Regions from separate parts of the Homo sapiens genome. Here all the other regions are linked to region 3. A link is a contact called in ENCODE Hi-C data. All regions are on one chromosome and are shown on one strand. The core of a region is the stretch at or near the end of the contact, and the rest is flanking DNA. Distances in the headings are between cores, read along the strand shown.

The links. Hi-C counts contacts between places; a loop is a spot of excess contacts on that map. Pooled maps may share reads with other maps.
Region 1: a map of naive thymus-derived CD4-positive, alpha-beta T cell shows a loop between it and region 3 (5-fold over the local background). The contact joins the promoter of SATB1 here to the enhancer-like site in region 3. A Hi-C loop is called at or near these places in 5 of 168 maps with a recorded cell type or tissue (CD4-positive, alpha-beta T cell, CD8-positive, alpha-beta T cell and naive thymus-derived CD4-positive, alpha-beta T cell) and 8 of 50 pooled maps.
Region 2: a loop to region 3 is called in a map of CD8-positive, alpha-beta T cell, with 4 times the contacts of the local background. The contact joins the promoter of SATB1-AS1 here to the enhancer-like site in region 3. A Hi-C loop is called at or near these places in 3 of 168 maps with a recorded cell type or tissue (CD4-positive, alpha-beta memory T cell and CD8-positive, alpha-beta T cell) and 8 of 50 pooled maps.

The regions. Positions count from the first base shown.
Region 1 is chr3:18,423,625-18,426,670 of GRCh38, forward strand. SATB1 (SATB homeobox 1) reads right to left here and starts at 1,715. Exons shown (of 11, transcript NM_002971.6): 1 at 3-1,715.
Region 2 is chr3:18,443,817-18,446,516 of GRCh38, forward strand. It overlaps SATB1-AS1 (SATB1 antisense RNA 1), which reads left to right and starts at 1,421. Exons shown (of 7, transcript NR_125803.1): 1 at 1,421-1,626. It also overlaps a transcript of SATB1 not described here. RefSeq lists a silencer at 1,327-1,546.
Region 3 is chr3:16,304,663-16,307,362 of GRCh38, forward strand. OXNAD1 (oxidoreductase NAD binding domain containing 1) reads left to right here. Exons shown (of 9, transcript NM_138381.5): 9 at 1-1,425. Among named protein-coding and RNA genes, the nearest start is that of OXNAD1, 41 kb to the left of the region's middle. Within about 2 kb of position 1,273, at least 4 of the 41 ENCODE cell types and tissues checked have a DNase peak (open chromatin) inside an H3K27ac peak, as active enhancers do; they include CD4-positive, alpha-beta T cell and CD8-positive, alpha-beta T cell, where a contact is called at or near this core.

The DNA of each region.
Region 1 (3,046 bases), core at 465-2,964, 2.1 Mb after region 3:
ACCACTTCAAAACTTGACAGCACATAAATAACAAAAACAAAGGAGATTTCCTTTGCAGCCCGGGTTCTTGAAGAGAAGTTCAAGACTGATGTTTTCTATGTCCTTTTTTTTTTTAATTAAAAAAAAAAAAATAAAAAAGCAGCAGACCTGAAGGCGACTTCCCCTGAAATTGTATTATTTTCCTTTCCCCTACCCCCGCCCCCCTAAGCGGGGGAAGGGCAGAAATAAACGTCTAGAAGAGTAGCCATGAGAAAGGGGTTTAAAAAAAAAATCACAATTCGAAAACCAACATATAGGGGTTTGTAAAATGTCTAACCTCAGAGAACAGGGTTTGCGATGGGGAGGAGGGGAGAGTGGGAAGCAGGGAGGAGGAAGAAGATAAAATTGATCTGACAAGTGATTCGTTGGGGGGAAATCGTAAAAACAAAGCAAAACCCGTTATGAGCTGTACACTGTGATGGTGCTGGGGAAACGACGTGGTGACTGAGGATTCTCTTAAAAAAAAAAAAATCACTGCGGACAAGGTCTCCAAAAAGGAAAAAAGGTCTCTTCGCGTCTCTCCCTCCCTCCTGCTCACTCGGGTTCTTCGGTGTGAGGACAGAAAGTCTACTTCTGGCTGTCACTTGCAATATTATTCTTCAATAACCCCGAATAACGCGCATTGGGAAGGCCACCTCGCCTCCCTTCCAATCACCCCCACCCCCCTCGCCAACAATCGCGACTAATATTAACAAACCTTAAACTTTTCCCCACAGCCTCGCACCCCCAACGAGGGCATCTAGCGGGGGACAGCGAGGGTGGGGGGCAGGGGGTCGCGAGAAAAGCCCCGGAAAGGCACTAAAATGCCACTTTTGATTCTGCCCTCGCTGACAACAGCCGCAAGGACCCTCTCCCTGCCCATTGACGCGGGGCTGTGAGCGTCTGGGGTCCCAGCAAGTGAGGAGAGAAGAGGTTCGGGGGGAGGGGGAGGAGGAGGAAGATCAGAAGGCACCCCCAGCCACCTCCACCGCCTAGGCAGCGACAAACTCCCCGCCCCCTCCCCCCAAAAAGTCGCCAAGCTCTCACTCGTCCAGAGTCCGAGGTAAACAACGAGCACCACAATGGCACTAGGACTTTGGGGGAAAAGAAACCCAGAAACCCCGACAAAACTGATCAGGAGTTTCCCGAAATGAAAGAGGGGGGCGGGCAGCGTCCTCTAGAGTCGCCCTGGCTTTCGGCTGGGCCCCCGGGCAGGATAGAGGGCGGCCGCGGCTGTTGTTGTTGTGACGAGGCCGGGTGTTGCTGGGTGGCACAGGGAGAGGTGTGTGTGTGTTTGTGTGTGTGCGTGAGTGTGAGCGCGAGTCCCCGGACGGGGCTGCTTCTCTCGCTCTCTCCCTCGCTAGCTCTACCCCTCGCTGCCGTCTCTGCCCCCATTAAATTATTAGTTGACTCATCCCGGCCGCTGTCGCTGCCGCCGCCGTGCCCCGCTCGGCTCCGCGCGTCCGCCCGGGCTGCAGCCCTCTCCGCCGCTGCTCCTGCTGCTGCTGCCGCCGCCGCCGCCGCTGCCGCTGTGGGTGCCTCTTCTTCCTCCTCCTCATTTTAATACAAAATCACCCCGCTCGCAGCCCCAGCCCCGAGCACGCAGCCTCCTCCCGGCCGCCCGCCGCCGCCCGGAGCCTTCCCCAGCGGGGCCGGCTCATCCGCCGCGTCCGGGGAACGGGAGCGAGCGAGAAAGTGGCGGCGGCGGCGGCGGCGGCGGAGGAGGAGGAGGGGGGAGGAGAGGAGGAAGGGGGTGCGGAGCCGAGGAGGAAGGCGGCGTGGGGGGGCAGGGTGCACGGAGCGGGCGGAAAAGGGATGGGGATTAAAACCCGGGCTGGAGGGCCGGGATTGGGGGAGGGGGCGGGGGCGGCGAGTTAAAAAGCCGAAAGACAAGTAACTAGTGAATGAGTGAGGGAATGGGGGGAGCGCACGATTTCCGGCCCCGGGCGCGCAAGAATTTGTAATGAGCTTGATTAGAGTGAGGCGGCCCGACATTTATTACACACAATACCCAGAATAACAGGGCGCTGTGCGAGGGCTAGCGCCGGCCGCCGCCAGACGCGCCAGGGAGGGCGCAGAGGGGAGGAGGAGAGGGGGCTTCCCTGGCAGCGTCCGCCGGAGCGGGGAGGGGAGCGCGCGGCGCGCGGGCGGCAGGGGCAGGTGTGTGAGTGGGAGGGAGGAGGGGCAGGACGGGCAGGACGGGCACGGGGGGCGGGGGGAAGGAAAATGACGGGGAGGAGGGGGCGAGGGCCAGGGGAGAAAACTAACCAACCACCCACACGCCACAAAAGCCACAAAAAGGAGTACGCCTGGAGCGTCGCAGAGGGACAGGCGAGGTGGGGGGACAGGGAGACGCACCGGCCCCGTGGGAGAAGGGCGCGGGTACGCAGGTGACAGGCGCTGAGGAATGAGGTAGGGAGCCATCAGGAAGTGGCTGGAGGGGTACAGACGGAAGGCAGTTCTCTCCGGGGAAGCGCGGAGGGTGCAGAAACGTGTACAGCAATAAAGGCCAGGAGCCTCGAAACGCTCGGAATGTTTATCCTCTAAGGAGGGTGGTCCTTAAACTATGAGGAGCCAACATTAGAAAGAACTGAGTAAGAGCGTTCTGTACTAGTCAGACGTTGGTTCAAATCGCCCTCACTTCTGAGCCATAGAATACTTTGGAAGAAGAAATACGTGGCCGAGTTAAACAAAATTTGGGTCACTTGAAAGAGACCTGACTTGTTATTATAAAGGAAAAGATGCCATCATTCTTCAAATAATTTACGCTAGGCAAAAGAGGAAAGTTTGGGTTGGTAAATACATCTGTTGTAGCAATAAACACTTCTGCTGTAATCTAGGGTAGGTTACCCAGTTAGATAAATGGTCATTACCACATAAGTATGATCCTATTATTTAGACAATCTATTAAATATAGTTCATGTAAAAATAAAGAATATTACAATGTAACCCAAAATAGAAATGCCTCATTTATCGCTTAGGTTTTAGTTCTACCATTTTAGCACCCTGAAGGCAGTTAATCATTAAC
Region 2 (2,700 bases), core at 171-2,670, 2.1 Mb after region 3:
CCGGCCCCTGCTAAGAGGACGGCCCTTTCTTCTGCCTCTTGCCCAACTCCAAACCCACATTCACGCCAGCAGCCTCTCCAGGACCGGCCTCGCTACAGCCAGCGAGGGCTCGAAATGAGGAGTGCCGCGGCTTTCAAACTCCGGGCTCCAACTTGAGCGCCCCGGCGCCCGAGTAGCTCCCGGGATGCAGAAGTTGCCACAAACTTCCCAGGCCCCTCTTCGCCGATGCTTACAATCAGCCGCGCAGGCAGGGAGCGGAGGGAGGCGGAGATGGACCGGGAAAGGATGCTGAGCAGACTCGCGATCCGGTGGGGGAACATTACCACTCCCGCAGCCCACTCCTCCAGGCACCTTACTGCCCGCCCGGCTCCAGAACGCACCGAGAGGCTCCCCTTTTCCCCATTTGCTTCCTTCGGTCTTTTCCACTCCCCTTTCCTTTTCTAAAAGGGGCCATACCGGTGACCTGAAGGAGTTTGTTCAGCCAGGGTCTATTGGGCAGGTGTGGTGGTGTGTCCACACCCAGACAGAAAACGAATGGCATCTTCAAATCCCCCATCCCGACCGCTCTCCCCTACTCTACCAGCCCACCCCTCCAAGGTCCGTCTGCGTGAGAAAAGGGGCTCGGAAGACCGTTGAAGCCCTGCGCCCACGAGAGGGGAGCCCAGCCGCCCCAATAGGGGACGAGGAGTGGGTGCTACGGAGAAGTTTGGATTGATTCCGGAAAAAGAGGGACAGAGATAAAACAGCAAGAGTAGCAAGGGGAAAAGGGAGGCAAAAGAGCAGAACTCACTCAGGCATGGACGTTGGGGGCGGCGGTGGCTGTCGAGTGCGGGCCTGAAACCAAGAACGGCTCCCCGGGCGGGCGCGCCGGCGTCGGACTTCCGAGGCGGCGGCTTCTGCCTCTCCTGCCGCCGCCGCCGCCGCCGGAGCTGCGGCTGCCGCGGAAGTTAATTGCAACTTGACTTCAAGTTGTCCTCTTTCCCCATACGAAGTGGGCGTTTAAAGGGGAGAGCGAGGCGAGGAGCGAGCGAGCGAGCGCGCGGGGCCAAGGGAAGGAAGAGAAGGAGGGGGAGGGAGGAGATGTTAACGGGCGGGGGGGGGAGAAGGGGGAGGGGGCGGCGGCGGGGGCGGGAGGGGGAAGGGGCCGGCGGGAGCTGCTCTCGTCTCGTCGGTCGCGGCGCCTGCAGTCTGGAGGCGCACCGGAGCGGCCGGGGCGTCCCCCGCGGGAGCCCGCAGCCACCCGGGACGCGCATCCAGACGTGGCGCTTCGGACCGGGCACGCTGCGCCCGGGGGCTCGGCGGACCCCGCGTAGCCGCCGCTTCGGAGCTTGTGCGGCGCGGGCTGGCCAGCGGGGCGGCCAGGGCCCGGCCCGCCTCCCCAGCGCCCGCCCGGCTTCTCCCCCTGGCGGTGGGAGCCTCGGCGGCCGCTGGCGACACTAGGCGCACTGAAGCCCGAGCCGAGCCGAGCCCGAGCCGCCGCCGCCGCCGCCGCTGCTGCGCACCGCTCCCGGGCTCCCTCCCAGCGCGCCGGCCGGGGTGTGGGGGGCGGCGGGCCGGAGGGGCGAGGGCGGGCCAGGGGGCGCACACGGGGGTTGGCGCGGAAGACAGGACCCTCAGCCTCGAGGGGTAAGTGTGGGCGCTTGGGGGTGCGCTTGGGGTGCGCGGCGCGGTTCTCGTCGCCCGCCAACCCTGCCCCCTCACCTCTCCGGGGGCCCCCAACACGCGCACTCCTCCTCTTGTCGCCTGCGGCTTCCTCTTGTTGCTTGTTGTTTGGCTGGGTTTTGGGGGGTGAGTAGAGGGGGTTACTGTAGTGTGTGTGCAGGCGGAGGAGGAAGTCAGGTGAGAGGCCGCGAAGCACCCCCACCCCAACCCAGCCTGCGTGGGGTGTATGCTTCCCCACTAGGGGCATTTGGGCCATTTTTTTTTTCTCCGTCAATGTTCGGTCGAGACGATGTTTCCTAGAGGGCCTCCTTCACTTACAGTCTGGTCTGTCCATCTCCCTTCATCCCACCCTCGTCCGTCTTAGCCCCTTGTCCAGGAGCCCTGCACCCCAAGTGAGGAGCACGTGGCGGAAGGAGGAGGAGGCCCTCTCTTGAAGACCCCCACGCTGTGACCCAGCCCATTAGTTTAAATATTTATCCTCACATCACCAGCTGTACTTTTCAACCCACTGGAACAAGACGCCTAGGCAAGGTCCAATTTCCCCAAAAAGCTGGGGGCAAAGCGGGAGAGATGAGGGTTTTATTGACATTGGGAGAGAAGGGGCCAAGGAACCTTCCCAAGTGGAGACTGAAACTCAAAAAATCTCTACAAAAAGACTAGGGTGACTGGAGGCTCAGGACTGCAGGCTTAGGAGAAACTGGAGCTCCATCAACTTTATTTCTCTCCCCCTGCCTCTCCTCCCCCCAGCTCTGAGGAAGCTAACAGGTCTTTTGTTTTGTATTGTGTAGCCTTTGGGAAATTTGCATTGAGTATGTCAACAGAAAATTACTACTGTTTACTCAAAGGGATTGCAGAAAGATAAAACATAGTAACATAGTTTTTACTTTTCCTCTTCTTTGTACGCTTGTGTGTATTTGGCAAGAAGTGTAGTTAGGTTCATGGCATGAACTGCAAAACGTCAGGTTGTAACAATAAGGACTGTAGAGCTGCCTAGGTGTATTTTTAGAAGCCGCACTTTCTTGAATTCCTTTCACACAA
Region 3 (2,700 bases), core at 23-2,522:
AGTAGTCCTGGGCCCAAGGTTGCCTGCATAGAGATCACAGGAGGGTGAAGGGAGCCTGGGAAGAAGGACAGATAAGTGCTGGAGACCTAGGAGCTCCAGTTGAGATTCTGTTCTGGAGCGGATGAGAGAAGACAGGTTACCCTTTCTTATCTTTGTTGTTGCAGGCCTCCCAGGGACTTGTGGGCTTGAACAGATATGATTCATGGGACCTGAAGGTGACTCTAGCTTCTGCCCAGTTTTGAGTTTTGTCAAGTTTTAAGCAGAGATCATTTGTCAACTATTTTGATCCCAGATTTGAATTTGGGGAGGAAGGGAGGAGCTACTGACCTGATGGGAATATCATAATCCATTCAAGGAAATGGTCATTAGTACCTCAGAGGTGAAGGGAATATGTGAAGCTCTGGATCACTACAAGGAGCCCTGACTTACCAGTTGGCCCCAAAGTGCCCAGGCTGAGGGCATAGGAGCATGATGAGATGCAAGGATGTGGGATTATCAAGGGGCACGTCTACTAACTGGTGAAGGCAGTCTGCGGGGGAGGACACCTAAAGGTATGCGGAAAGTACCTAACCCAGACCTCTCTGCATTAGGAGTGGAGGTGCAAAGTGAGCATCTCCAGTGCAGCATGGGATGGGAAGATAGGGAGGTGTCGCCCACTGTCTCGGTTTAGCCAGCACCACGGCTGGCTGTGTGCCTGCTACTGTCAGAGAGCAAGGGTCATCTGTCCTGCCCAGCTATGCCTGCCACCCTGTTGCTGACTCAGTATTGGCAGAATTGCTGAGATGGGCCAGGTCATCACCTTTGCCTGGAGTGTTCATCCTTTCAGTGCCATTATTCTGGTGCTAAGTGCTGAAGAACATTTTCAGGTCTAGCCGAGAATGTCCTCTTGCTCTTGCCTGCCAGGCCTGTCCAGATCTTTTTGGTACTTAAATTGAGCTAACTCCAGCCAGAGTGGCTTGGAATTCATAGTGCGGTGGCTCAGAGTATAGGCTCGAAAGCCCTTGAGCCAGATTGCCTGGGTTCAGATCTCACCTATACTACTTACTAGGTAGATGACCTTGAGCAAGTCACTTAACTGCTCTATGCCTCATTTAAAATTACATACAACTACATGTAAAAGGGAGATGATACTGCTGCCTACCTACCTACATGATAGGGCTGTTACGGGGATTGAAGGTGATCATACATGTAAAGTGCTTGGCAGAGCACTGCATGAGTGTGTTGTCGTTATTAATTTGCTATTCCTTGTCCTATTCAGAAAGGATTTCAAGAGGCTGGATGCCTTAGATGTGGTCTAACTTGAAACCTTCATGTGGGTGTGCGTCTGTCTTGTTTATTGCTGTGCCAGGCACAAAATAGGTATTTCATAAATATTTGTTAATATGCTCAGAGTTGATAAGCTGGATTAAAGTGACTTCTTAAGGATCCTCTGGCTCTATGAGTTTGAAAAAATGTTTCTTCTTTTGACATAAGACCCTTTCCCAGCCTACTCAAGGGACTAGGTTAGTCTGATATTTGTATCTTTCTCAGATTTTATTTATATTTTTTCAAACATATGACAAAGTAGAGATAGTAAAATGACTTCTCGTGCATCCATCACCCGGCTTCCATGACTAGCAGCATTCTGTTTTTGTCAGCCCTCAGCTTCTTTGTGGGGGTGTTCTTCTTGCTGGTGTGTTTTCAAGCAAAGCCTAGCAATTGTATCGTGTCACTTCTAAATTCTTCAGTATATATTTCTAACAGATACATCACCTCAGCACAACCACAATGTCATCATCATACCTAACACAAGTGACAATGATTCCTTAATATCCTCTAAGACCCTTCTGTGTTGTTTCCTCATGGCCTCAAAAGTCCGAATATTGCATTAGGTTAATGTCTTTTATTTTAATTAATTAATGGCACACTCCTTACACCCCCTACACATATACATGGACACTTTTTTTCCCCCATGATTCATTTGTTAAAGAAACTGACTTATTTGTTCTGTAGGCTTTCCCACATTTTGAACCTGGCCTATTGTATCCTCAGGGTGTTGCTTGATCCTCTCTCCTCTGTATTTCATGTAAACTGGTAATTAGATTTAGAACTTGTTTATATTCGGATTCAAGATTTTTTTTTTGCAAGCCTGTATTATAAAGTGGTGTGCTTCCTGTGGCATCACATGAGGCATATAATGTCTGTCCCACTTTTAATGCTGTTAAGATGGATCAGTGGTTTCAGCATTTGTCAGCCTGATTCATCCAATATAATGGTCTTCATCAAACTTTCACCTAATTGTTTTAGCAGCCATTGATCATTGCTGATAGCTATTTTTTCATTAAGGATTAATTATCCATTTCTGTTATTCTTCCTGTATATATTGTCTGTGATTGTTCCATATAGAACTTTCCCTCATCAGCTTTGATTCCCCTGAAATGAGTCTGTAAAGAAATGGCAGTATTGATGCTTGATTTCTTTCATTTATCAGTTAGCATACTATGAGTTGGTGCCTTAGCAACCTTTAGACGACCAGTGAGATTATTTAAAGTATCATTATGAACTCATGGCTTTTTATACATTTGATTGTTTTCATCCATTACAGTCAATTTTTTGATGTTCAGCTTGTTTTAGGTCGCCCCTGCTGTGTCAGTGGTTCACACTCAATCATGATGGTTGATGAGGTTCGGGGCTCTTAACGTGCAAAAAGTTCTCTAATAA